7 separate regions of the Homo sapiens genome follow, and all the other regions are linked to region 1. The links are chromatin loops, found by intact Hi-C in ENCODE. Cell type or tissue: A673. All regions are shown on one strand.

Region 1 (4,000 bases):
CCATTGTAGCCACATTTTTAGGAAATTGCTAAAAATGCCTTTGGCAGAGGGAGGCACGGCAGGCAGGCCTTGCATGCGTGCCTCACACTGGGCAGCTGTGAGTTTTCTCATGGTTCCAGAGTGGGCCTGAGGCACTAGAGCACTGGCCAAATTGCAAGGAATCCTGCGAAAGGATGAGAATCCCAGCAGGAAGTTACAGAGGGTGCCAGCCACGTCCCAGGAACATGTAGTTTGAACCACATTTGAGAAACCATCTGAGAAGGCAAGAAAAAGAAATGAAAAATGTCATTTTATCCAAAGAGCTTTGAGGAATTGTAAAGACTTTGACCATATTCCAGACCAATCAATCTGACAGCTGCTTCTGTCCAGTCTCCCCCATATTTAGTGTATGGACAAAGAAGAGGCTCACTCTCCAAGAGACAACAGTGCTACAGTTTTGGGGAAACATGGTACCTCATATGTGGGCCCCAAATACCCAAAAGGTGACAGAGATCAATGGCACTAATCAAAGAATTTAGGACAGAATTTTAAAGATATTTTTTAAAGAAACAGGCATAGTTTAATAAGGAGACAGAAAAATCAAAACTAAACCTCTGTTACAGATGTATCTGGATTTTTTTCAAAATTACAAATAACAACAGTGAACTCAAATACTGAATAATAAGTGCACGGCCCTCAAAAGTTATAGATAATAAACACATGCTACTTGTAAGGGAAAGGGGAGAAAAATACAGCCCACGTTTAGAAAGCAAAGTATCTTGAGGAGTTTGGCAGGAAGAAAGAGGAGGATTAATTAAATGTATGCAAGTGAAAGGGCCTCTCTTCTGAACCAAATGACCTTAAACCTAAGGCAGGAAAATAATAAAGAATGGGGTTTGGAGGAAAGTGAATGGATTTAATTGTCTCAAAGAGAAATGTATAAGTGGAAATCCAAGGGTTCTTTAATGTGTATGTGTGGGTGTGAGGTGTGTGTATGTGTGTGTGTGCATGCATGCGTGTGTGTGTATGTGTGCATGTGTGCATGTGTGTGTGTGCACACATACATGTGAAAGAGAGTTTTTCATGGTGACAGAAAAATGGAAATCAGTGGCACTAGGTGGCTGCCGTTCTCACAGTGAGAGTAAGTCCCATTACATCTCATAACAAACGAGCACAGTGAGCCTTCCTATTAGTATTGGGCAAATGATCTTCCAGATGTGCCTAAATCCAAACCTCACAAAAGGAGCCAGGCCATAGAAAGGCAGTTTGCTCTGAGGCAAAATGACATTTTTCATGCTTAAATCACCACTTCCCTCCTCCACCATCCCCTCTTTGAAATGCTGAATTGTTAGAGCAGTGGGCATTATAGAAAAACAGGCAGGTGGAGATTTCAGTTGGGCAGCTAGGAGCAGCCCATCTGCATTCCCCTGCCTTCCCAGAGCTCTGCCGCAGCTTCCCCACTGACCCCCTAAACCCCCACCGCTGGCTCCCTCCTGCTGCCCAACTCCTCTGACTCGGGCTCCCAGGAAATCCCACCTCTGCCCTGATTTGAATTGAAACATCACCTGTGGATCCAGCCCCGGGCCCTCTCTAAACCTGGTCAACTAGTCCAGTCCAGATCTTCCTGGCAAAGCCCAGTGTCCCTCTCACCCCCGGACACCCATGACAGGTCCAGGATTGGTGTGTGGTGAATGTGGACACGCCAGACATGTCGTAAGGCCATTTTGGATTATTTCCTCAGCTGCTTCTAAAAACAGCTGCTTCCTAACTCCCCATCTCTAAATATCATAATTCACCCAGACCTACAAAATGTAAATGGAATTTAATAGAAATATTAAAATGTAAAACTCTACACAAAGTGTGTGAGGGAGGAGGCAGGCTCTCCAGGAGATCTTGTACCTTTTCCTCAGTCCTACAATTACATCTTGGGGTTTTAAAAAAATCTGGGAAGATATTTAATGGATGAACAGAAATGGAGATGGGAGGAGGGGAGAGTAGAAGACAGGGAGGGAGAGAAACAAAAGTGAAAGGGAGGGTAGAAGGGTGGGAGGGAGAAAGAAGGGACAGAAAGGCATGTGCCCTAAGCGGCTGATACAATTTCCCAACTTGGCTCACAACTCCTCACTTTGAGCACAGTAATATTGCCACCTAGAGGCTTGAAAGTATGCTCCCGAACTTGGACACTCTTATGCAAGATTTATTTATTTGTGTAAGTAAACTCGTTATGGAGCTTTGAAAAGATGGAGACACATGATGGTGGGAGTGGGGGATAGCGGGGGTACTATCCAGAAAGTCAGCATCTAGCCATTTCACAGTGGCTAATATTAGTCACCTACTGTGTGCCAGGGACTGAGCAAAGTGCTAAGAGTACAAAAGAGACATAGTTTCTCTCCTCAAGGATCTCAGTCTGCGGAGGAGACAGACACATATATAAGTAATGCAGACAATGAAAGTTACCATAAATGTACAAAAACATTGTACACACAGTATAGGTGAATGGGAGATTAATTCTGACAAGAGGAGCTAGGGGAGGAGCTTGATCTAGAAAGAATTTACTGAAAAGATGGAACTAAGTGGGGTCACAGGAAATCTAGAGACTCAGGAGAGAATACCAGGTTGAGGTAACCATCAAATGAGGCGCCAGTCTAGAAAGGACACCAAGCATGCTCACTACGACTGGATTACAGGAAATATGACTCTTACCCACAGGTGGAGTGAAGAGAGGACAAAAACCAGGAGGATGAGCTGAACCGATTTGTAGAGGGCTTTGAATGCTAGGCTGAAGAACGTGTACTTTTTAAATTGCACAAGGACAGGGCTTTGTAACTGCTTTATTCACTCCAGTGTGCTCGGCACCTAGAATAGGGTTTGGCACTCAGTGGTTGGACAAGCAACATCTGTGGAATGAATGACTATAACAGGAAGCCCATGAAAGTTTTGGAGAAAGAATAATTGGATAAGATTTATGTTTCTAAAAAAACATAATTTGAGACAATCTGTAGGAACGGAAGAAGGATAGAGGCTCCATTAGATATCTGCTTCCAAAGTCCAAGAGGTGTGGGTCTGACCCAAGGCACGGTGGAGAAAATGGAGAGGGCTGAATGGCTGTGCACAATTTTGACAAAGTAGAATCTAGAGGACTTCAATACCAACACCAGGTATATGGGCTAACCCAGAATGATGGCACTGGCCAAGATAGGAAACGAAGAGCTGTTTGGGGAAGAAGATAATGAGTTTAGTTTGAGAAATGGAGCATTCCAGTTTCTGGGAGTAGAACCAAGTATAGATGCCTAGCATGCAGTTAAAGATAGAGTGTGGCGCTCTGGGCACACGCATACTCCCTGCACACACACACATGCACGTACTCACCTGATCTAAATACTACTGACATTTTGTTTACTGCTGTTAGAGAGAAGGAGCCTACACTGATCTTGAGAACCTAGGCAGCTGCTAGTTTTAATCTTGTGGCCTTGAAACCAAACAGCAGTGTTTATTTTGGAAGAGCAAGAAGGCTAGAGGAGCATCCTCAGTTTCCATATCTGGAAAATATGAATTACTGTAAAGATTGAATAATCTAACCCATGAAAAGTGCTTAACCCAGTGTCTGACACAAGAGATAAGTATGCAATAACTGTTAGCTTACAGTTTAATTTCTCATGTCTTGGAAGACCGCAAGATTAAAGTTCAAAACTTGGCCATCCATTGTATTAGTCCATTCTCACGCTGCTAATAAAGACATACCCGAGACTGGGTAATTCATAAAGGAAAAAGGTTTAATTGACTCACAGTTCAGCATGGCTGGGGAGGCCTCAGGAAGCTTATAATCATGGCGGAAGGGGAAACAAACACATCTTTCCTCACAAGGTGGCAGGAAGGGGAAGAATGAGACCTGAGTGAAGGGGGAAGCCCCCTATAAAACCATCAGATCTCATAAGAACTTACTCTCACTATCACGAGAATAGCATGGGGGAACCACCCCCATGGTTCAATTACCTCCCACCAGGTCCCTCCAACCACACAT
Region 2 (4,000 bases), 220 kb before region 1:
TGTCACTCCTCTGTTTAAAACCTTCAGAGCCTCATAATACTTTCAAGATAAATTCAAATTTTGTACCATGACACAGAAGAGCATTCATGATCCACATCTTTCCAGCCTCAATTTGTTGACTCTCCCCAAAGTCATTCATGTCTTTTCATTTATTGAAAGCTTTCTGTTTGCTACACATACCATGATGCCACACACCCTTTTAGTATTCTTGTGTGATTCCCTCTACCTCTAGTACCAAGCCTAATCTTACCTTCAACACCTGAGTCAAGAGTTTATATTTATGAAGCTATATATTTCTTCTCTGCACTTTCATAGCACTTCATACATAACTCTCTTACAGCACTCATACTAGGCTGGCATTTTTTATTTTTTTCATCTCTCTTTCCTTACTAGACCTCCTTGAAGCAAGGCCTATATTAGTTGATCTTCATGCCAATGGCACCTAACAGTTTAGCTCATCCACAGATGTTCAATAAATGCAGGTTAAATTTTTAAAAAAAGATGGATGGATGGATGGATGGATGGATGGATGGATGGATGGAAGGAAGGAAGGAAGGAAAGAAAGAAAAAGGGAGAAAGGGTGGGTTATAAATTGAATGCTTGTCTGCCTCCCAAAATATGAATGCTGAAACCCTAACCCACAATATGATGGTATTTGGAGATAGAACCTTTGGAAGGTAGTTAGGGTTAGATAAGGTCATTAGGTTGAGGCCTTCATGATGGAATTAGTATTCTTATAAGAAGAGCCACCAGAGAAATTGCTCACATCCTTTCTCCTCACACATTCAAGAAAGGCCATGTGAGCCTTTCTTCACAGCAAGAAGGCAATTCTCTGCAAACCAGGAAGAGAGCCCTCACCAGGAACCAAGTCAGCTGGCACCTTGACATTAGTCAAGCTTTCTGAACAGTGTGAGAAAATAAACGTCTGTAATTTAACCTCCCACTCTATGGTATTTTGTTACAGCAGCCCGAGCTGACTAAGACAGATTTGGGTACCAAGAAGTAGGGTACTACTGTAATAAATATGTAAAAATGTGAAGGTAGCTTTGAAACTGGGTAATGGATAGAGATTGGAAGAATTTTTAGGAGTATGCCAGAAATATAGGCATTGAAGTCTATTCTGGTGTAGTCTCAGAGAAAAAATTAAGAATATTTTATTGGAAAATGGAGGAAAGGTGATCCTTGTTATGAGGTGGCAAAGAACTAGGCTGAACTGTGTTTTAGTGTTTTGTGGAAAGTAGAACTCATGAGTGATAAAATTGGATATTAAGCTGAGGAGATTTCTAAGCAAAGTGTTGAAAGAGTAGCTTGGTTCCTTCTGACTACTAATAGTAAAATGTGATAAGAGAGAGATTAATTGGAAAAAATAATAGTTATGGAAAATGAACCAGAGCTTGAAGATTTAAAAAATTCTACCCCTATGTATTTTGCAATATGCCTATCCATATTGCAAAAAAATGAGAAATCTTGTTCTGAAGAGGAGACTAAGGTTATAGATGAACAACCATTTGATAAAGAGATCATGAGTGTAACTCATGAACTTAACTGGCCATTTTAACGAAGCCAGGAATAGAGATGGGATTATACCAGCAAAGACATGGCTAGTTTAATCCAAAGGAAATAGAGAAAGCAGAATGTAATGAAGGAATTCTGTCAGATTTCCTAGATTCTACAAGACCAGACCACAGAGCTATTTGGCTGTGAGCACACACTATTCTTCAAGGAAAAGGAAAAATTGATCCCAAAGATTCAGAGATCATAAGGAATGCCACTCTCACCACAGGCCCAGAAGCAAGACTGTTTCCTCCTTGGTTTCAAAGGGTGGGGCCACCTCTTTGGTTTTCCCAGGCCAGGATGATCCTGCCCAGTGTTTCAGAGGTGGGGGCCATCCTTGAAGAAAGCTTGTGGTATTTTATTTTGTCAGCCTTTGCTAAGACAGGAAGGAAGGAAGGAAGGAAAGAAGGAAAGAAGGAAGGGAGGAAGGAAGGAAAGAAAGAAGGAAGGAAGGAAGGAACCTGTGGATATGCCCATGTCCAATGGCTCATGGCTGCAGATGATCAGCCATGTATTGAGATTAAGCCTGTGGTTTTCTCTGCAGGGGTAATTAGCTCCCCTGGGGAGTCACATTATTGACCTTGCATTTATTGGTATCCCTTGATCTAATCAGAACTAACAGCACAGATAAAAAGGGAAGTGAGAACCATTAAGCAGGTGATTGTGTGGGGTAAAGACCACAAAGATTCCTTCCATCATTTACCTGAAAGTGTCAACCTTGACTTTCACATTCTACGATTTGGGAAATGTAGGGTCTGTAATATTCATAAAACCCTAAATTATGAAGAAAATTCATACTAATAAAAATTCAAAATTAAATGAAACAAAAAGAAATGCTACATTACATAGTGGTATCTCAATTTCCTTATTTGCTTCCCATTCTGTCTTCCCTGCCCAAAATAGTCCATTCATTCTATCATTATTGAAACAAGCCTTCTTAAACATTTCAATGGCTCTTCATCATCCTCATTATTAAATCCAAATTTCCTACAACTCACACTTTATAAATTGGCCTCTACCATCCCAGCCATGATAAATAATGCCATGCCTTCACTCGCCCCTTCACCTCTGTATATGCTTTTCTTTCTACCTAGCACACCTCTCCACCCATCACCTATGCCTAGTCATCCTCCAGGTTTTAGCATATATATCACTTTATCTAGGAAGTTTTGTCTGACTTCCCAAATATGGGTTAGATTTGCCTCCCTCATTCTTATAACACACTCTCTATTTCCCTTTAAAAAATTGTAGTACATGTAATTTACTTGTTCATATGCCCCACAGACAAGAAGCTACTATATGGGGAAAACTATTGTATTCATGTAGTCATGTATGCACCACGACTGGCATATAGTAGGTGCTCATTAAATAATTTTTGCTAAATGAGTGAACTGATAAGTTTCTAGAACTTGTAAATGATCTAAGTCTAATGACAACTCTACATGTTTATGTTATTTAATATTTAAATGAGCACATTCACATCTCATTATCTCATTTAACTCTTAAAACAACCCAGTGTAGCAGGACAGGTACTAATCAAACACTGTCGATTGTCCACTCAATAGCCACATCATTTCTCTTTTGTACTGGCAGGAGCCCTGGTTTTCTTCTAGAGCTCATTTTCCTCTAAGTAACCAGAATTAATACTGATTGGCTTGAAGTAATGTGGTGACTGTGGCAGCCTGTTTCCATAGAAGACAGTCTGAGGCAAGGGTTAAGTGCTATTTTGGGGAGGTGCATTGCAAGGCCTAGGGAGTGAAGGAAGGAGGCAGTGAGACAGGTAATAATGAGAAGTAAACAAAAATTGATGCTTTTCCAGGTTGCCACCATTTCGCAAAGTGAAACAAATTCACTCAGCTACTTGAGATGTCTTTAGACAAGCTACATCAAAAATCCATGCTTCAGAACAGCCTATCACAGGGGAAAGAGAAAAGGAATTTTTCCACAAGTCTCTTACCACTCTCTGTCTCCCACTAGTAAATGTTTGCCCCATTAAAAAAGTAACTGCTAATATGGTGCGTCTTCTAAGTGCAGAAGTGATGGGAATAGCCAAAGACTTAGCAAAGTGGTGTTCACTTGCACAGAACTGGCCCAGGGTGCTGTAGCTCCAGCAGCAGCTGCAATGGTGCAAACATCCAAAGGCCCAGGAGACAAGAGAATAGGAAGACATTCATGAGATAGGGCAGATACAGTGGTAATTCCAGAGGTAGCTTAAGTGCTGGGATGTGGGAAGTCTGCTGGCCAAGGGGGAATGGTATGGTAAAAGCTTACAGAGACATTCTTTTATTATTATTATTATTATACTTTAAGTTTTAGGGTACATGTGCACAATGTGCAGGTTAGTTACATATGTATACATGTGCCATGCTGGTGTGCTGCACCCATTAACTCATCATTTAGCATTAGGTATATCTCCTAAAGCTATCCCTCCCCCATCCCCGCAACC
Region 3 (4,000 bases), 420 kb before region 1:
CCCTGCAATAGACCTAGAAGGGCAGGGGAGGGGGAGAAGTGGGCATGGAGTCAACACTGAGAAAGCAGAAGCGACTGATCCGGTGATTAAAAAAGGCAAAGGAGAGAAGAAGCCAGTGGGGATTAGGAGGAATCTGCACCTCCAGCTTGAGCAACTGGGTTAACAGTGGCACCATCCATTCATACGCAGAATGGAGAAAAATGGGAGGTATAATAGGACGCAATTTGAAATGCGCACACACTGTTGAGGGAACCACGTGAGTCTTTAAGAAGTATTTCCTGTCCTTGGAGTCTGCAGAAGCCTTGGGATTGTCATCATCTCCAAAATGAACCAGGAATAATATCATTTTTTGCCTCAATCATCCTTTCCTGCCTCTCAATCCACCTTCCTCTGTACGTACCAAACTGTTCCTTCTGCTCTGCCTTTTCGAGTTGTGCTTGTTTCCCTGCTGATCATGTGTACCCTTACTATAAAGCTAGCATTATCTCCACATTTTGTTGCTTCAAAACTGAACACAAGCATAGCCAAGGCACCAAGGAGACACCACTAGCTGTTTGTTGACTTGAACTACACAGAGCTAAAGATTCAAAGGAGAGAAAGCCTTTCTGTAGTTTTTGTATATATTTAAAACTTTCTTAGCTTAGTAGCTGTTGGGAAGTTTAGAAACACACACACACACACACACACACACACACACACACACACACAGAGAGAAATAAAAATAAAAGCAGGGCGGCTCCTGCTTGGGAGAGACCTTGCCCTTCTCTTTTCTTTGCATATTTAGCTAATTGTCATTATTAGAACCCCACCTTCCAGGCAAGCTGGTAGCAGCACCCAGAGGTTTAAAAATTGTTGGGAAGGTGGGGAGACGAGATGGCATCACTCTTCTGTGTCAGACAGGGACTCTGAGTAAGCACAAGTAACAAGGAGACCTTGAGATCAGGGCAGCTTCTGTGAAGAGTGGGCAGGCAAGCTCAGCCCTGGCAACACCTGGGCACATGACTCTTTCCTAAGTCATAGGAGGCTCCCACTGAGAGAGAGACTGTCTTCTCAGATGGTCCATTACTGCAGGATTACAATCGTAAGAATTAGCTTAGATCCCTTATGAGAGGGACCAGATTGAAGACAATATGCTGCTTAGTTTCCCTAGTTCTCTTCCGTTGCAAACAAGGCTCTAAAAATGCTCTGCAGAACTAAGTCATGAATCATGTAGGAGAGAGCAGGAAAGTCTAGGATGAAGGAGGAACTGCTACCAAAAAAATGAAAACAAACCACAGGATGGGGACTCAATGGCAGGAACTGAAGGGTAAAAGATCCTGTAGCAGGAGTCCCACGGATGTGTACAGAGAGATGAGGGAAAGAAGTCTGAGAATGGAGAAAATTGGGGAAAGGAGCAATAAGAGTTGCCAGAACATTGTCCTATGAATTGTGAAGTAGTCCTAAGACAGGTAGATTCACACAGCTGGTGGATTCACATACCTGGGTGGGCACACGGAGAGTTATTTGCAGACATAGATCAAGCTAGTCTCTAGCACCACCCCGGCTCCCCGACCTTCCCTTCTGGCACTGAGGTCATTGGCATCCCAGAGAGGACCAGTGGTCTCAGTCTTCTGACTTGGGATCACAAAGGCAAAACTCTAGAGGCCTCATGCAGGTTATGTAAGTTGAGTGAACCCAACTAGGTATAGGAAAAATCATCCACCTGGATCTCACTATTGATAGAAACCTGGATACAGAAAAATATGTCTTGACCATCAGGGAATCTGCAGTGTGAGGGGATGACAAAAGGGACTGGCAGTCAACCACAATGTCAGAAGACAATGGGGTGTGGTGGGCTAGGTAGTACACAAGGGGGTCTGTGCCAAGCTGAAGGGTAGGGTCACCCTCCTACAACGCATCATCAGCATTGGAGACTGCGTGTCCAGTGCCTGTTACATATGATTTTTGAGAGAAGCTATACTAATTTTTATATGATGTCTGCCAACTTAAAAATATTCAGATTTTTAGATGTTACAATTGATATACACAGGCACGTTGCATTCAGCCTGCAAGCAGTCAATTTAAAATCCCTGCTCCACTCCAATCTTTCTCATTTTGTATATGGGGAAACAGGCCCATAGAGATGTCTTGCCCTCTGTTGCACTGTGAATTGGGGCAAAGACCACATCTAGAGCCTAGGTCTCCCCAAACCCAGGCCTCCTGCATCTCCTATTGTTTCAGCTTGTTTCTCTGGTTTCCTCAGCCTTACTCCCCACTCTCAGAATCTGTTTTGGCCTCGTATGCTGCCCCCTGGTCGTCAATAACATCACTGCATTATTCCACTCAGCATCCTGTGTACCACACATGTACACCTGCCCCCAAAAAGTCAACAAAAAACTTAATCCTTCAGGACCTGTAGTGAGTTGAGTTGTTCACATTCCCACAAACATGTTCACATCCTAATCCCAGAACCTGTGAATGCTAGTTTATTTGGAAAAAGAGTCTTTGCCGAGGTAATTAAGTTAAAGATGTCGAGATGAGGACGTCATTCTGAGTTAAATGAGCAGGTCCTAAGTGAGTGGTGTCCTTATAAGAGGAAGAGCACAGACAGAAGAGGAGGAGGTAATGTGCCCCTGGATGCAGAGATTGCAGTGATGTGGGCATAAGTCAAGCAAGTCAGCAGCCACCAGAAGGTGGAAGAGGAAAATAATAGATTTCCCCTCAGGGCCTCCAGAGGAGGCACAATCCTGCCAACAGGTTGATTTCAGACTTCTGGCCCCCAAAACTTTGCAAGAGCTAACTGTTGTTTTAAGCCACCTGGTTTATTATAATTTGTTACAGAAGCCACAGGAAACTAATACAGAATGCTTTCTTCTGCTAAGGGATAGGAATTTCCTGTGAGAGTAATAACAGTAATAACTACCATTTTGGGGACATTTCATCTGTACCAGGTCCATATGTTTCCTACAGTCCTCATACCATTTTAAAAAATAGATGTTATCTCCTTCCTTACCCCTCTGCCCACCTATTACAGAAACAGGGAAACAGACACCTAGAAGCCACATAGCTCCTAAGCAGTAGAGTCACGATTTGAACCCCAAGTTCTTTATTCTCACTACATTACCCATAGGGAACTCCCTCAAGTAAGCTTATATAACAGTGAACTTGCAAAGCTCCGAAGAGTGGCTCTTATGGTGGAAGTTTCCGTTCTAATAGGTCACTGTAGACATTTTTGTTTGACGATTACTACACTTCTAAGATTTAATATGTTAAGCTAAATTATGCCAATTAATATTAACAGAAAGAATCATGCTTGGTGCACAGCTCTGTGTCCTGGGCTCATGGTTGAGGCAGAGCTGTGCTAATGCACATGACTTTCAGTTGCAGGCATTGTTGGGCTGTGTCCTAAGGTGAATCAACATAAAGAAAAGCCCTGGCTGCTCGTGCACTGATAACTTCATCTTTTCGGACATCTGGGAACTACCGCCACAATGTCTGGAAAAAAAATGACTTCAAACTAATGCAGCAGAGGCAAACCATGGTTTGGCCAAAAATGGAACAGAATTTACAAGGGAAAAGGGAAGTTCCTGGAGTAATATGGTGAGTAGATTCTGATCCAGAAAAATAAGACTTAAGTATGGATTTTAAATGTTAAGCTTGAGTAGTTAGAGAATTAAAGTTAATCCCTTTAAGCCTCAATTTGCAAATCTGTAAAATGTAAAAATAGAAATAATATGTACATATTATATGGAACAGTTTCTGGCACATATTTGGTTCTCAGTGAATAGTGCTTATTAAATTATTGATGCTGTTGCTATGAATTGTGCTGAGCTCACTCTCTGCCTTATTATACAAAATTTTGACTAAAATATTCTGTAAGAGAATATCACAAAACCATCCCATCACTAGCTTATTTTTTTCTTTTTATAGTTATATTAAGAATTGCAATCCCACACCAGAAATAAGCACCCTTTCAAATTATCCTTTAAAATAACTTGTTGCAAGCATACATAAATTCACT
Region 4 (4,000 bases), 130 kb after region 1:
TCAAGCCACAACTGTAATACCACCTCTTCCAGGAAGCTCTCACCAACTCTTCCCTCCATTCAATCAGAAGTAAACCCTCCCACCTCTCAAAACATTCAAGTTTTATCATTTTTGTGGCACTATACTGCCTTGTATCATAATCACTATTGCATTCACTTTTGCTTATGGTGTGTCTCCCTTTCTAGATTATAATCTATATTTTAGATGTAGATATAGAGCTAGAGGCTGGGCACGGTGCCTCACGTCTGTAATCCCAACACTTAGTGAGGCCAAGGTGGTGGATTATTTGAGGTCAGGAGTTCGAGACCAGCCTGGCCAACATGGCAAAACCCCATCCTTACTAAAAACACAAAAATTAGCCAGGCATGGTGGCAGGTACCTGTAATCCCAGCTACTCGGGTGATTGAGGCACAAGAATCACTTGAACCTGGGAGGCGGAGGGTGCAGTGAGCCAAGATTGTACCACTGCACTGCAGCCTGGGCAACAGAGCGAGACTCCATCTCAAAAAAAAAAAAAAGAAGAAGTAGAAGAAGAAGAAGAAGAAGAAGGAGGAGGAGGAGGAGGAGGAGGAGGAGGAGGACGAGGAGGAGGAGAAACAAACAAAAAGATATAGGTCTAGAGATGTATATATTTTACATTCCCTTTCAATGTCTAGAACTGGTCTTTGCCCCCAACATATACTTAGTAAGTATTTGTTGACTGAATACTCTTATGTAAAATCTATCAGGGGCAATAAAAAATTACAAATGATTCAACAAAATAGAATTCAAAGAAGAGAAGCCTTAAAGCATTGGTTTTTTTTCCTAATTCCAAAAGCAAATCCTCCTCTTGGAATTCAGAAAGTGACAAGAGTTGTTGACACAGGAATATGGGGGAAGAGGGAGTTACATTAATCAGGGATCAAAACAAAAATCTTTATTTTCCCAAGAGTCCCTTGGCCTCTGCCAGATGCTTTTTAGGAGGAAGAGATTTCACTTTTCAGGGATGATCCCCATAGAAATGGGGGTGAAATTCAGTTGAAAAGGTAAATAAAAATAAAAGAGTTAAAAGAACACCATCAAAAGGCACATAGAACTCCCAAGTCAGAGTTCTAATTGGTCAGGCAAAATAGGATTGTGAATAGAGCAGAAGGCTGCACTGCAAAAGACCCTCAAACTGCCAACAGAAATCTGAAATCCTGAACAATGAACACCAGGCAGGTTTGGAAGAAAATGCTACTTCAAAGATTCCTAGTAAGACCTTTTTACCCATCTGGAGAGACCACACACACACACACACACACACTCACGCTTATGCACATAACTGATGAGAATGTTCCCAGGCCTTGGTAACCTTCCAACAACCATTGTTGCCAACTGCTGTGCCCTTTGGTCCCAAACCACCTGCCTGGTGCAACACAAGCCAGAAATTCCAGCTGAGCATCCCAGGACCATCAAAGTTTACACTAGCCAGGTGACTTCCAAGCCTGAGGGAACAGCCAGCTCAAACGTTTCACTCGGGATCACACCAAAAAGCAGCTGCCTGAATAACAGGACCATAACCAGCTCCACTAAGATTTCCCCTCTGGATAAGAAGGGTCACTGGTGCAGCCAGGATATGCGCCGTGAGGCAGGAAGAAATATTCAGGTAAAAGAAGCAGAGAATGTGATAGTCTATGTATTTCTTTCCGGGGAATTTCAAACCTTCTTGGACACAAAGACCTAGACATGACCACTGACATAGCTTCTCTTTGCCCCTCTACAGCTATCCTAAATCATAAAATAGCTAGAACTTATCCAAGATCACGCAACTCCGGAACTCTCACTCTTAAGCATATACTATACCATGTCTTGTGTTAAGATCCCAGGGAAATCCTCGTAGTTTGTATCTCACATGCTCTCACTGACACAGAGTAACCCCTCAATCTCTCCACTGGGATATATGCATGTTCCTGAGTATTTATCCAATTCAGTAAGTTAAATGAAGCCTTATTCAGCACGTGCTAGGTGAAAATCAGGACTAGATGCAGGGCCAGCTCCATCTGGTGGCAGGAGTCAGGGCTCTCCTCGTTGCAGCTCACCCCCAAGGAGAAGGTGCTTGGGGACCCACTGGCCATAATGCTGGGTGGGATGTTCTGTGCAATGAGCAAGAAGTTAAATCTTCTTGCATCCTTGATCTGCTCTCTGCCTGCCTTGTTTAGTCACTGCCTTCCTTTCCAGATCATGTCCTCATATTTGGTTAGTGTGGTAAATTAAGCCTTCAGCTCCCTACCAACCCCCACATCCCAATGCCTCAGGGTTATAATTTAGGCCAGCTGTGCTCTAGTCTATACTTCCCTAGACCATCTCCCCATTAGATTCAGCTGTCCTCATCCTTCCTACCACCAGAGTGATCAAAACCTGAGGATGGGCCTCAGACAAAAAGACAAAGGAAGCCAGATTTTAGTCCAGTTCTTGAACTCCTCAGGATGCAAAGAGAATGCTGTGACACATACATGGTGAAGCCAGCTCGTCCAGGCTATGAGTTCTATGTGGGGCTTTTAGCCAATACTCTGTAGTAATAAATAGCATGCAATTGTCTGACCTTGTCTTCATGCATTTTCACCTCAAAACCAGTAGTGGTGAACTGGGACTGAGTGAGGAGTCTGGTTTTCAGGATCTCACCCATGTCCATCTCCATGTTAAAGATACAAAGATCAACGACCCATGGTCCTTCCCTTCCTTCGAGGAGCATACAATCTAGTGGAGACATAGATTTCTGACAAGTAGTCAGAAAAAAGGTAGTCTGTGCCCTGGGAACACAAAAGAGGTCATGATGGATGTCAGTGAAAACATTAGAAGAGGTTTTACAGGCCTTGAAGGATGAATCGGATTCTGATGGCAAGGAAGGGAAGTGCAGTCCAGGTCAAGGGAACACGTGAGTAGAGACTATGACGCATGAAAGGGTGTGCAGTTTCGACTCAGACGGATATCAATGGTTGACACACTGGGTGCAGGAAAGGCTCCATGTTACATGACTCGGCTTTTGTCCTTTAACAAGTAAGCAGATACTATAGGTTTGGAGTATTTATTTTCTGAAAACTTCCCTACCTCTCCCTTGAACTCTGGACTAGCAAATCCAGCTCATGGGCTTGGCATGCCTGTACTTGTCGTGGTCACACATATCTCAAACTTAATGTGTCCAAACCAAACTCTTCCTTTTCTCTCCAAATCTACTCTTCTTGAAGTCTTCCCCACCTTTCTGCTGCTTGAGCCAGAAACCTAGGAGTCAGGTTATATTCCTTTCTTTCTGTCACACTCCATAGCCAATTCATCAGCAAATTCTAATAGCTTTACCCTGAAAATATATGCTGAATCCAACCACTTTCTACCACCATCCCTATGGTTACCACCTTGGTCCAATCACTATTATCTATTGCCTGATGTATGTTTGTTTGTTTGTTTGTTTGTTTTTCAGATGGAGTCTTGCTCTGTCACCCAGGCTGAAGTGCAGTGGTGCGATCTTGGCTCACTGCAGCCTCCGCCTCCTGAGTTCAAGCGATTCTCCTGCCTCAGCCTTCTGAGTAGCTGGGATTACAGGTGGCCACAATCACACCCAGCTAATTTTTTGTATTTTTAGTAGAGATGGGATTTCACCATGTTGGCCAGGCTGGTCTTGAACTCCTGACCTCGTGATTCACCCGCCTCGGCCTCCCAAAGTGCTGGGATTACAGGTGTGAGTTACCCTGCCCAGCCTGAGTTATTACAAGAGCTTCTTGTCTGCCACCCAGAGTCTAACCTCTACTCAGAAGCCAGAGTGATCCTTGAAAAATGTAAGTTAAATCATGTCACAGTCACTTCTCTGCTCAAAACCCTTCAGTGGCTTCCCCTAACTCAGAGTAATGGCCAAAGTCCTTACCTTGGCCTCTGTGTCCAACAAGACCTGTCCCTACCATCCTCTCTGAGCTCTTCTCCTACCACTCCCTCCTCCTGCCTCACCCCCACATGCTGGCCTCCTTGCTCTTACTCATTCACCAAGCAT
Region 5 (4,000 bases), 600 kb before region 1:
TTTGGGTAAGACAAACCTGGGCATCAATCTGGTCATAGTCACTTACCCACTGTGTGACCTCTGCTATGTGTGGCTTGTATCAGCCTCAGTACCCCCACCTAGTAAAATGGATATTACACCTTATGTTGCACAAAAATTGTAAAGATTAAAGACAATGATTGACAAATAGCAGAGTTGAGCATCCTTAAGCCTGGAGGAAAAGGTTTCCCTGAATTATACAAGGACATATTCACAGTGGTTTTCATCTCTCAAAAAAGCAGTGGAAGACTTTCATCAATAAACCCTTACCTAAAACCCCAATATATAAAGCAGATAAAAGGGGAGCTCTCTCGTTGGAGCAGGCCTAGGGGGTCTGGAGCTCCGCCACCTGTTTCTTCTCTTTCCTCACCCACAAGTGTTCCCTAGGGCAACTCCTTGGAACCTAAAAGTATTCAAAACACATTGAAGACCACTGCAGAAGTTCTTTAAAAAGCAAAACTTGTGATTCATTTAAAATCACAGGTGATATATTAAAATTGATTTTAAAATATAAGACTTTCACTCACCCAGACACATCTGCGAAGTTCTGTGAGACTAGGACCAATCATTGTTGTTCTCCCTCGTTCTCAGTAATTGAAAATGCAAGGAGTTCAATGTCTATGAATGAGCGCCTGCTGTGTGCCAGGCACTATACTAGATGCTGAGAGTATGCACTGTAAGATCTCTTTCAAGTCTAACAACTCTCTATGAAGTAGATACTATTATTCTCGTTTTGAAGATGAAAAAATAAAATGGGTACAGAGAGGTTAAGTCAATTACCCAAGATCTCACATCTAGTGAATAGTGGAGTTGGGATTCAAACAAGTGTTGCAGGATGAATTAGAAAGCCAGAATTTTGCCATTAACTCCTGCAGCCTCTTCAACAGTGGACTGGGAGGAACAAGTGCCTTGCTCAAAGTTTCGTGCTTTTTCCCAATACTCCTCAGTTGTGATTTTTTTTCTTCTGTTTTCATTAGGGTACCCAGGTCTCCCAGAACGAAGGCAGCGGTCCTCCCTCGCGGGGAGCCCCAGCTCAGGGAGGGCAGAACATCAGGCCCAGCGGCAGCGGGTAGCTGGTGACTGGGGCCTGCCTGTCCCTCACTCCGGTTCATGCCCCATCCCCACCACGAGGCTGCCGGGCTGAGAGCGCGGAGACTCCTGCTAGGCTGTAGTCTGGCAGGCCGGGGGACTGGGTTTACTGGAAGAGTGTGAGGTGGGGATGCAGAGGGAGGTCCTTGAAATCCCCTTGAGACATAGAAATAACTAAGCACGCAGTGAGGACTGTGGGGGCAGCTAATGTCTGCCACCCCCTCACTCGGTGTTCAGCCATTTATCATCAATACGTCGTTAGGCAGGAGCAGGGGCAGGTGGCTGACGGGTGTGCCGGCGGCTGGCGGGGTCTTGGGAGGCGCCCTGCACACGCCTCTTCTTTCTGAAATCTCCGACCTTTCGGATTTGAGCCGCGAGGGACCGCGGAGCAAGGGCAGCCTCCTCCGGAAGCCTCGGGTCACTAGAGACCCCTAGAGGCGAAAAGCTGTGTTACAAGCCCCCGGCCGCAGAGGCGCAGGCGGGATTCTTGCCCCGGAGGTTGCCGAGGAGTGGCCGGTACCTTTCCTAAAACCCTTATCTGTAAGTACACTCCGGCAAGCTCGAAAGGGACAGCAGGGGAGCCATGTGTGCGTGCGCGTGTGCGGAGAAGGAATGGGGAGGGACAGTTGCATTTGCAGAAGCAATCCTGTCTGGAACTAAGCTGATTAGTCCTGGTGCCGTCCCTCCCTCCCTGCCCCACCCCTCCCATCCTCCCTGCCCCACCCCTCCCATCCTCCCTTAGCTCCCTCACTCAGCCTCACTCAGCCCCTGCAGCAATCCAGAGACTGCCCTCTTTGGCAACTCCCCACCACCTCCATCAAGATAATATCCTTCCCTCAGGGCCCTTCACACCTCTCAGTAACCTGATCAACTAATTTGTGTTAAGGTATTAATGACTAATAATGATTTAATGTGCTGCCCTCCCAATTAACACTAGAACATTTCAAAAGAGAAATTCACAGATTTTAACCCAAGTGAGACATGGTGCTTTTCCTTGTTGAGAGGAATTGTAGGCCCTTCAAAACGAACCATACAGACAGCTGCTGATTCTTTACATACGCTGCATCACTCCTGAGCTTAGCAATGTTTGGAGGCTTTATGCAAAGGCTCAAGCAGAATTTCCCAAAGAGGGCTGCTCTGAGCTACAACCCTTAAAGAACGCACCAGTACAGGCTTAATGAAGAAAAGAAACCTGGTGCCGCAATATCATGTCTTTAGAAGTTTCGATGGTTTTTTTTTGCTCTCGTATGTGACGACATGGTCATTGAGAGAAGAGGCTCAGGCATGGTGAACTTGGGTTCAAGTCTTTGGCAGGCTCTGCTACGTACCATGTATTTGATCTTGCCAAGTTACTTTACTACATTAGCCTCAGGATGCACATCTGTGAAATGGATGTGGTACAACTCACAGGGTTAGAGTATGAAATGAAATAATGCAGAATTAGTACTCATCAAGTCTGATATGTAGAATGCTCCATAAATGACAGTTCTTTTTCTTAAACTTAGGGGTTTTGTTGTTGTTGTTGTTGTTTTTCTTTTTTTTTCTTTTCTTTTTTTTCTTTTTTTGCCCTGTCTCAAACTCTCAGTGCAGGGCAGCATGCAAATGCTGTATTTATTTATTATTTAAAAGCAGGATGAAGCAATCCAGCCTCCTAGGCATGGTTGGTTTGGTAATGAACTAGATTTCTTTCCAGGTGATGGCAGTGTGTGAGCTTTTTTTTTTTTTTTTTTTTTTTTTCTTTTTCTGCTTCGTTTCTTTAGATGTATCTCACAAATGCAGTGAGCAAAATGGATTTGGCAGTGACTTAAAAAGACTTCATGTATTTTGGAAAGAAAAAAAAAAGCCACAACAAAAACTGGTTTGTTTTTGTGATATATGGTTCATGTGATATGACAAAAATCCATTTTTATGCTTAGGAAAATTGGCTAATTTTAAAACAGTTGACACATGCCATATGCATATAGAGTAATGATGGATTTTGCTCAGGCAAACAACAGAAGAACACAGGGCCAGCAATATCTTTGTTAGGGCTTTAGTTGCTTAAATTCTTATTTGATGGGCAGATCTGCCCCACGTAGGAGAGGAGAGTGACAGGAAAAATGGACTCATCATGGCCTCAGGTAATGGAGTCAGATATTTGATCATAAAGATACTAAGCTTAGGACACAGACACTGTGTTTTCATTAAATCAGTGAGAAGAGACTTGGGAATGTACCAATGTAGCAAGCTTATATTCAAGAAAGTAAACAGTTTATGAAGATATTTTCTGGATAAAAGGTGTGGATGGTGCAAAGGATACTGACGTGGTGAACCATCATATTAAACTTACCCTGGTCATTCTTCCTGTTGGAGACATGAATGATTTTTGAACTTCAAATACTGTTTATAATGTGCTTTGGGTTCCTCTGGTTTACAGTTCTGCATAAATCACACTGAAAAGGGAATCCCACATGTTTTCCATTACTGCTAGATAGGGAAAAGAGACTGCATATGAAAGTAAGATGCTACAAAGATGGGACATTCAATGAGAAATAATTATGAAAACTTTTTTAAAGAGAGAGATAAGTGCTCTATTATCTTGATTTCCTTCCACTTTCAGTTCCCCATACACATCGACCAGATACCCAGCTCCTTATAGGCCGATGGTATGCAATCTACTTGACTCATAAAAGCATTTGGCTTTTATTTTACTTTATTTCTTTCAAGGCAAGATTTAATTAGTGACTGCAGAGAAAAAAAGCTGAACAGCTTAGAGGAGGTTTATGGTTAGGTTTGTAGGACTCAGCAATTTGACATTCTAATCCTGTCATTTCTCACCTTAAACTGAACAGAGTCAGCAGGGTTTTTTCCCCATAATTCATCCAGTTATTAGGTCTCCCCTCCCCTTACTTTT
Region 6 (4,000 bases), 880 kb before region 1:
ATCACTTCTTTTTGCACAGTTGTAGTCCTGAATGTGAAACAGCTTCAGAGAGACCACTAAGCTTTTGGACATCCTGGATATATACAGGACATTCATTCTGGCCCTCTCAGACTCATGAAGAATGCAATGGACAATGGGCTGGACCTTTGGAGGCACTGGTTGGAAGGATTTTTAAAGTGGTACCCGAAGGTGATTGTAGATATGACTCATCGACTTTATAAAAGAGTTCTCTCTTATGGGGTCCAGGGAGCTCTTTGTGATTCCCTTCTTGTTTGCTATGTAATATGAGCCCATTTAGAAACATCACGAGGCATTTCAGCATTGTTGTTTCCCAGAGGAAACAATGAGGAAGTTTTACCTAGCACGTTAAGGCAAAGGACTCTATGACTATAAATATGGCATATAATTCATCGCATACTTGCATTTTGTTTAATAATCGACCCAGAGCCAAGCTCAAACCCTTCCTTGATTATAAGAGAACTGTATAACTACTCAAACCAAAAATAAGAATGACGGCTTCAAATAGAACTAGCCCTCAAATCACTTCACCCATGACTAAATTTTCACTGACAGGGAGGCTTACGCAACCCAGTCAACTGTGTGGCTACGGGTATTTGCAAAGTGGCCACAAGCTGACCCAAGACTCCCCCCTCCTCCAGCCCCTCACCAGGCCCCCAATCTTTTTCAATATACTGTACGGATTGGGCGGAGCGAGTGCGGGTGGGGTGAGGTCTTTGATCCTTGGTGTGATTTCTGGGCAAACAGCCCTTCATTAATGCCTCATGGCATTTCTAAATGGGCTCATATTACATAGCAATCAAGAACAGAATAGCAGAGAGCTCTCTGCACCCCATAAGAGAGAACTCTTTTTATGAAGTCGATGAGTTGTAGCTCATAATCACCTTCTGGAACCACTTTGCAAATCCTTACAACCAGTGCCTCCAAAGATCCAGCCTATCAAGCATCACATTCTGATGAGTCTGAGAGGAACAGAATGAGTGTTCTGTGTGTGTCCATCATTCCCCAAAGCCCAGTGGTCTCTCTGAAGCTGTTTCATGCAATGTATGGAAAAGGGCTCAAGCATTTCAGAAACCCAGTGCTTTTTTGTCAGCAAACTCTACTTCATTAAGAAAGTAAGTAAAGGGCGGACGTGGTGGCTCACTCTTGTAATCCCAGCACTTTGGGAGGCCAAGGCGGGTGGATCACGAAGTCAAGAGTTCGAGACCAGCCTGGCCAACATGGTGAAACCCCGTCTCTACTAAAAGTACAAAAATTAGCTCGGCATGGTGGCGCACGCCTGTAATCCCAGCTACTCGGGAGGCTGAGGCAAGAGAATCGCTTGAACTCGGCAGGTGGAGGTTTCAGTGAGCCGAGATCACGCCACTGCATTCCAGCCTGGGCTACAGAGCAAGACTCCGTCTCAAAAAAAAAAAAAAAAAAAAAAAGGCAGTAAGTAAAATCCCGGCCCCCCCACCAAAAAAAAATCAGTAAAGATACAGTTTCTTTTCAAAAAAGATTATTGAAATTTCGCCATGCAAGTCTTGCCAGAGGGCTTGAGGGTCTCCTGGTTGGCTCTTACCCACCTTCTAATTATACGCATTTCCTAACTGACCCGCAGCCCTCCTTGTTGAGAATTTGTTCGAGTCTGGGAAAAGAATTTCCACGACATGACCGCTAGATGGTGATATAAGTCTAAAATGACTTTCGTGAGCGGGAGGAAAAAAAAATGGATAAATCTCACTTTGGCACTGTAGAAAATAAACTATGAAAAAGTAACACACGGCTACTTTAAAAAAATGTTGTGGAGGTACAATTTTTCTTTAACCGGAGAATAAAAAATTAGAGACTAAAACAATTCCGTAACATTTACCCGACAGAGAAAAATATAGAGGGGCATAGATGATGACAGGATAATTAAAGGAAAATTAAATTCCGAAGGGAAAATAACCCCTACCCCCAATATCCTTAACATGGAGTAAACACTACTTCAAAGGGGAAGTAATATGCCACCAGTGCCTTTTCTCGCACCTTAAATCCCCAAATACCCAGGCATGCTCCCCACGCCCCCTCCTCTCATTACTAAGCATGTACCGTGCTCATGACAAATGCGGCCACTAGAGGGCGCTGCGACCACAAACACTCCGGAGCTGAGGGTCCGAGGGCCTTCCTGCCCTCCAGCTGGCCATCGCTGGGTCCTGTCATAGCTGTAAACATCTGAGGGGTTGCTCCCCTTGCTACTGTTTTCTGGCGATCCCAATTAAAATCAAGATGCAGCGAATCCCCCTCAAAGCCCTTCAGTTCTAGATACCTAGCAAGATTAGGGAGTAGAGAGGAATGGGAAGGATGTAGAAATCCGTGGAGGGAACCCACCAAACTCTTGTTTTAATTCAGAATCATATTTTCTGTCTCCGGAAAACCTTCAGGTCCACATAAAAAGAGCCCCGCCGGAGGCCAAGACCCACTGCCTTCTGGTCCCCTCGCCAAACAGGATGGGGCTGTCTGGAGAGGAGCTGGATTTGCACAGGAGTGATGAGCAGCAAGCTCCCAAAAGCTATCTATTCAGTTTCCAGCAAAGAATAGAGATGTGTGTGTGAGGGAGATTTTTCAAAGAAGAAATGCATTTCCTATGTTCAGTTAAAGATACAATTGGGAAGTACTCTTTAAAATGATGGAGTCCAATGGTGAAAGCCCAGATAAATCTCCCTTAGCCCAAAGAGAGCACCTATAACCATCACGTCTGTGGTAAGTGAGAGTCGTTCAGGTCCTAAAAGCTTCAGGAGAGGCTGATCTTTGACCGTTGCTTTTAACTCCTCCTGTGTGGGAGTGAACAGTGGGGGAGGTTTGTGTGTGGAGTGTTGCAGAAGAAGACCCTGCCTTACTTCCTTGTGAATCAATGGCTCACCCCCTCCACTGCCCACACCTATTACAGTTCTTTAGGGCATCTTCCCTCTTCTACCCTCTAGAGTCTGAGTAGAACTGCTCTAGAGGTTGGAGACACTATGCTGTCTTTTAGCAAAATAAATATTCTAGTCCAATAAATACACTGCCTCTCTGGACAGAAGAAATAAGCTACAATTAAGGTCTCAAAATCTTATAATTGACAAAGGTGCCTTTTGATAAAGAATACCCAGGTGTGGCTCCCTCCCACCTCTGTTTGCAGAATTCACTCCACTGTTGTCAGGGAAGGTCCGGAGTCCAGTCAGGACACTTCAGTTTCTTACAAATAGAAGAACATCCAACCTGGAATGTAGTTAACAATCCTAAAACTGCAAAGCATTTTGCAAATACAGCTTGCTATAAATAAATGTCATTTGCTTTAGGCTAAATCTGTATCCTACAGCATACAGTGGATGAGTTTCCCCAATAGAATATTGTGGTATGAGAATATCGCGTCCTTAAAGCTCAACATGTCATTGTGGATGTGCACATGGCCTTAGGCATGTATATAGTGGCCCACCTAAATTCAGGAGCACATGAGGGTGACAAAAGTGACCGGCCCATTCTCATGCAGGGTCTGCTCTTCTGGTGGTAACTGACAGGCCATGAGGTGAATTAGTTGTTAGGAAGTAAATTGGTACAATTCCTATAGGATTCTGAGGCTGCTTAAGAATCTCTCTCCTGAGTTGCTGCCCAAGGCAATGAGATGCTAATGACATCACGGCTAGAATGACAGAAGCAGTTCATTAGGCAGCAAAGAAATCAAATGCAAGCTAATCAAATCCCAGCTTTTGGAGACAGCTTAGGATCTACAGGAAAGAAGGCTTGATGTGGGGCAAATGAAGCACAGCCACCCTGAAGCCCACCAAAACCCTGCATTCCAGGATCTACCCCAACCCCCACCCCAGTCTACTGCTCAAGCCAGATGTCCTCGAGTCATCAAAATTCACACAGAAGTCTATCCACCCAGTCTCTAATCAGTCTCTTGGGATGTACAATCATGTCTTTGGACAGAGAGATCACTATGGACTTAAAATGAACTGCTAGACCTGCCATGATGACA
Region 7 (4,000 bases), 170 kb after region 1:
TGCTGTGTGCCAGGCGCTGTTCTCGAGCATTAAGGAAACTAACTCGATTTCATGCCAGCTCCATTACAAGGCACCACTCTCATCCCATTTTACAGCTGAGACCACTGAAGGCTGCCATCTCAGTCATACTCGTAGGTGTGGCCCAGGTAGTCTGCATGGAGGAAGGGATGGTGCTGGACGTCAGAGCTCACAGAGGATTTAGACGGAGGAGGACACGATGTCAGCACTGGTCTTTACGAATGTAAGGTGACAACAGCATCATGTAGAAACGTTGAGAAGAGGGCGGAAACCACAGTATGGACACCACCCACACAGCTGATGCTCTGAGTGGGACGAAGAAGGGTGAGGGCGGAGGTAGAGGACAGAGGATTTCAAAAGAGGCCGGAGAAGGAGTGCGGAGCAGAGGGAGGGTGAGCAGACACTGGGCTGGGCCTGCGCTCCCACTCCCTCCCACAGGACAGCTGCGGAGGCTCAGAAGAAAGGGAGAGCTGTCTGGAGAGATGGGGAGAAGGAGCTGACAGCAGGAGTGAGGCACAGGCCGGGGCGGCAGGCAGGACGTTCAAACATCAGCAGTGAGGCAGGAGCCTCCAGCAGAGAGGCCTCTGCAAGGTTTTGCCTTCATATTATAAAATACAGACCTTTAGGGGACATAAAAAGAAATCCTACACCCTCCCACGCTTAAGCTAATGAGGAAAAGTTCAGTAGATAACTTAGCCCCAGGTACTAAGTGCCAAAAAGCAAAGCTGCAAATACAGCTGCCTGCAGCTGCCTGACAGTGACGGTGGTGGCCTCATCTGGGCTCAGTTACCTGGAAAGAAGGGATGAAGGATTTGGGGCGGCCCAGCATCTGACAGTACTCGAAGATTTCCGTCCTCTGGATTGCCTCAGTTGTTGCAAATTTCAAAAACTCTTGACTAAAACCAGAGAATAACAATAAAAGAGATTGAGGTGTGGGGGACGCAGGAGTTAAATCCTAGTGGCTCTCCAAACACCAGCTGCAGCCTTTCATGGGGGAGTTTCCATCCTGGGCTGATGCCTGCGGCGGCTTCAAGAGAAGAAGGAGACTCTGGGCTCCCAGAGTGAGTGTTTCACTTCCTCTCCCTCTCCCTCCTTGAGGCTGAGGAAGGAACAAAACAGAACTCTGCACCAGAGGCACTGGGAGGCGGAGGCTGCAGAAAAGGGGGGTCACCTGCCTTCTTGCTGAAGGGTAACTCAAGGCAGGCTACCTCGAAGGACACTGGGCCCTACTCTTAGACACACAGAGAGCTGGCCCCCATGCCCATAAAGCCTGTCATGTACCTGTGAAGGGCACCCCTAGTTTGAGCAAACTCGCACAAAAGAGGGGAGCCATGTAACACTCCGGGAGCACTGAGACCAAAAGGCATGGCAGAGCAGGTGAGGACTGCTGAGCCAGAAATCAAACACGGGTCCATACATTGGATGTTCATTCCACCAGTGAGGATGGGGACTGAGTGAATGTGATCTGGTTGGGGCAGGTGGTGGGCACAAGAGTCTCATGTGACCCAAAATTTCTCCCATCAACAACTTGCTATGGTGTTTAAAAACCACAATCACCAGGTTATTCCTGGGGGTAGGACTTTATTTCCAAGAATTTCCTCATTCAACATAAACCAACGTAAACATAGGAGGGGAGACATATTAGCCCATACACACTTATTGTACATTTGGCACAGAAGGGATTCTTTGACAAGCTAGCCATGTGCTATCAGAGACCAGGAACCTGGAAGGAACAGGCAATGAGCTGGGTACACTGCCTCAGTGGTAGGCAGTGTGGTGCAACAGTTAAAAGGGCTTTGCAGGCTGACTGCCTGGATTCCGAATCCAACTCACCCACACCCTCACTGTACCATCTGAGACAAGTTATTTCATCTCCCTGTGCCTTGGTTTTCCTCCTCCATAAGTGACGATTAAAATCTTTGCTTCACTTCACTTCTTCATAGGGTAAATGTGTAATAATTAAAGGAAATAGTGCAAAGAAAATGCCTGGCACAACGTAAGAGCTTAGTGACTCTTAACACGTATGGGGAGGGGGATAGAGAGATACAGAACAGGGAGGGCCTCTAGGGAGCAAATCGTTCTGTCCATGCATTCATTCACTGAGAGCTGATTGAGGGCCTCCTGCAGGAAAAGCCTAATGCTATGGCCAACAGAGAATGTCACCAGTGGGACTCTAAGTAGCTTGTGCACCAAGTCATTGTAGGGATGCTAGGGCCCCAAAGAGGGACTAAACATAAACTTCTTCCATTTTCCAGTTTTGCCTGGGTAGGCTCTCAGAACAGGCCCAGGGCTGCCTAACACGGACCCACAAGCCTCCACATGTAAAATGTTGTTTTTTTAAAGGAACAAAGTTAGCTTGTGGAGCCAGGGTGCCACCCAGTGGCCAAAGGGCACAATACCACACAAAGGCATCAGCCCACCTCTTTGCAGAGGAGGACCTGTGGCCTGAGGCCCCCGCCAATGCTGTAATGTGGGGCCCACGGGGCATCTCCTTGCACAGACCTGCACAGATAACAATCCCAAATAAGGGAGCCGGCGGTAGCTGAAATTCACATGAGAAAATGAAAAATGGATCCATAAAACCCAACAAGGGCTAAAACAGTCCCTTGGAAAATGTCCTTACTGTTTCCTTTCTCCCAGGTCGCATACCTGTGGCTGCTGCCCAGCAAGACCAGATGGTCTGTCTTCACGGTGTAGTGGCCAAAGGGCACGTGAGCCATGAGATAGCAGAAGTGAGCTGCCTCCACAAGCCCCTTCCCAGCTGCGGGAGGAAGAGAACAAGACCCAATCACGGAGCACACCCGTATGGGGAGCCATCATCTGGGTGGGATGGGAGACAGATGGAAGAGTGGCCTCGGGGGTCAGAGGGGAGAAGCCACATGGGACTAAATGAATGAGCCTTTCATAGCGTGAGTCACAGACCCCTAAACCCCACTCCTCCTCCCACAGCCCATTTGGCCTCAGACGTTACATTTCTCTTCAGCCAGAATAAGGCACAATTTCACGTTCTCCCTAAAGGACTTTTTACGAGGAATTCCCTAAACGTTTTAGTCTTTCCTCAGGGTGAAAAATGAGTTTGAAATGCCTGCACCTGAGCAAAGAAGGAGACTACTGAGAGTGGTCGTTCTTAAACTAGGCTTCCTGAGGCAGCATTGCTTTCCCTGCTGAAGTCAAACATAAAAATCATATTAATTACCAACATGTTTTGAAATGTTCTCCCATACATTTTCCACTGCCTCAAAATTGAGTTAATTCAGCTAGATACAATACCTAGCACAGTGCCTGGCCCCCAAGAAGGGCTCAACAAACATTAGTTCCCTTCCACTCAGGGTGCTGCATGGCCTCCATCTGACTTGGCACAACCTAACCCATAGCTATTAAAGTTTAACAGAGCAATATTTTAAAAAGCCTCATGGGAGCACCATGATTTCTGGATGCTCTGCTTCTTGGCTAAATTTGAGAACCACTGATCTGGAACACTCAATAGCCCCCTAAGCGTTTATAAGGCCACATTCACAGAGAGATGATAGCAAGAAAGACTACAGGGTTAACCCAGAGTGGTTCAGGCAAAAACAGAATTTCCTATCTGATTGAACTGGGTCACTGAGAAATTTACAGCAACAGGAGGCAAGGTGTCCTATGCGTTAACTCCATCCACAGGGGAATCTGACCCAGGGCTAGAAAATCAGCTGCTGAGAGGAGACTCCTACAGCAGCAGAACACCAAGTCTCAGGGGCCTGGCCTGCATTCACTCACGGCAGAAATTCTGTGAAACAGAGAGGCAAGAAGGACACGTGTTTCCCTGGAGTTTCTTTCCCCAAAACATGGAGGCTCCTGGGTCCAGGAAAAGCCTAGGGCATAGACTCTGGCCCTACCTAGAACCTGAGAATCTAAGGGCAGGATGTTTAAAGCTGACCTGGACGGGGAGGGGAGGTGAGGAGAGGGAGGGGAGGTGAGGAGAGGGACGGGGAGGGGAGGTGAG

What was found. Peaks named below come from ENCODE experiments on the same cell type or tissue, not always from the same donor. Only the 100,000 strongest peaks of a DNase experiment are listed, where the experiment ranks them.
Region 2: a loop joins it to region 1, with 4 times the contacts of the local background. A loop is called at or near these places in 6 of 110 quality-filtered maps.
Region 3: a loop joins it to region 1, with 3 times the contacts of the local background. A loop is called at or near these places in 4 of 110 quality-filtered maps.
Region 4: it touches region 1 in a loop (5-fold over the local background); 7 of 110 quality-filtered maps call a loop at or near these places.
Region 5: it touches region 1 in a loop (7-fold over the local background); 6 of 110 quality-filtered maps call a loop at or near these places.
Region 6: a loop joins it to region 1, with 9 times the contacts of the local background. A loop is called at or near these places in 50 of 110 quality-filtered maps.
Region 7: a loop joins it to region 1, with 7 times the contacts of the local background. A loop is called at or near these places in 13 of 110 quality-filtered maps.

The regions. Positions count from the first base shown.
Region 1 is chr1:177,778,172-177,782,171 of GRCh38, forward strand. No RefSeq gene overlaps it. Among named protein-coding and RNA genes, the nearest start is that of LINC01741, 80 kb to the left of the region's middle. In A673, a CTCF peak has its summit at 2,135 (motif pointing left); DNase peaks (open chromatin) are centred at 1,220 and 2,080; H3K27ac peaks cover 3,002 bases.
Region 2 is chr1:177,559,477-177,563,476 of GRCh38, forward strand. No RefSeq gene overlaps it. Among named protein-coding and RNA genes, the nearest start is that of LINC01741, 140 kb to the right of the region's middle. In A673, no CTCF peak of the experiment used is centred here; a DNase peak (open chromatin) is centred at 1,995.
Region 3 is chr1:177,353,487-177,357,486 of GRCh38, forward strand. It overlaps LINC01645 (long intergenic non-protein coding RNA 1645), which reads left to right. Exons shown (of 4, transcript NR_126001.1): 2 at 3,361-3,579. Among named protein-coding and RNA genes, the nearest start is that of LINC01645, 3.9 kb to the left of the region's middle. In A673, a CTCF peak has its summit at 2,298 (motif pointing left); no DNase peak of the experiment used is centred here.
Region 4 is chr1:177,911,858-177,915,857 of GRCh38, forward strand. No RefSeq gene overlaps it. Among named protein-coding and RNA genes, the nearest start is that of SEC16B, 56 kb to the right of the region's middle. RefSeq lists an enhancer at 2,797-3,996. In A673, a CTCF peak has its summit at 2,020 (motif pointing left); a DNase peak (open chromatin) is centred at 2,004.
Region 5 is chr1:177,180,319-177,184,318 of GRCh38, forward strand. All of the region lies in intron 1 of BRINP2 (BMP/retinoic acid inducible neural specific 2), which reads left to right. Among named protein-coding and RNA genes, the nearest start is that of BRINP2, 11 kb to the left of the region's middle. RefSeq lists an enhancer at 1,218-1,779. In A673, CTCF peaks have their summits at 1,558 (motif pointing left) and 2,262; a DNase peak (open chromatin) is centred at 1,633; H3K4me3 peaks cover 481 bases; H3K27ac peaks cover 195 bases.
Region 6 is chr1:176,895,853-176,899,852 of GRCh38, forward strand. The region is part of intron 16 of ASTN1 (astrotactin 1); the gene reads right to left. Among named protein-coding and RNA genes, the nearest start is that of MIR488, 130 kb to the right of the region's middle. In A673, a CTCF peak has its summit at 2,118 (motif pointing right); DNase peaks (open chromatin) are centred at 1,669 and 2,109; H3K4me3 peaks cover 454 bases.
Region 7 is chr1:177,943,753-177,947,752 of GRCh38, forward strand. CRYZL2P-SEC16B (CRYZL2P-SEC16B readthrough) reads right to left here. Exons shown (of 32, transcript NM_001356506.2): 20 at 2,668-2,779; 21 at 809-914. It overlaps SEC16B (SEC16 homolog B, endoplasmic reticulum export factor), which reads right to left. Exons shown (of 26, transcript NM_033127.4): 14 at 2,668-2,779; 15 at 809-914. Among named protein-coding and RNA genes, the nearest start is that of SEC16B, 24 kb to the right of the region's middle. In A673, CTCF peaks have their summits at 2,406 (motif pointing left) and 2,605; a DNase peak (open chromatin) is centred at 2,359; H3K27ac peaks cover 388 bases.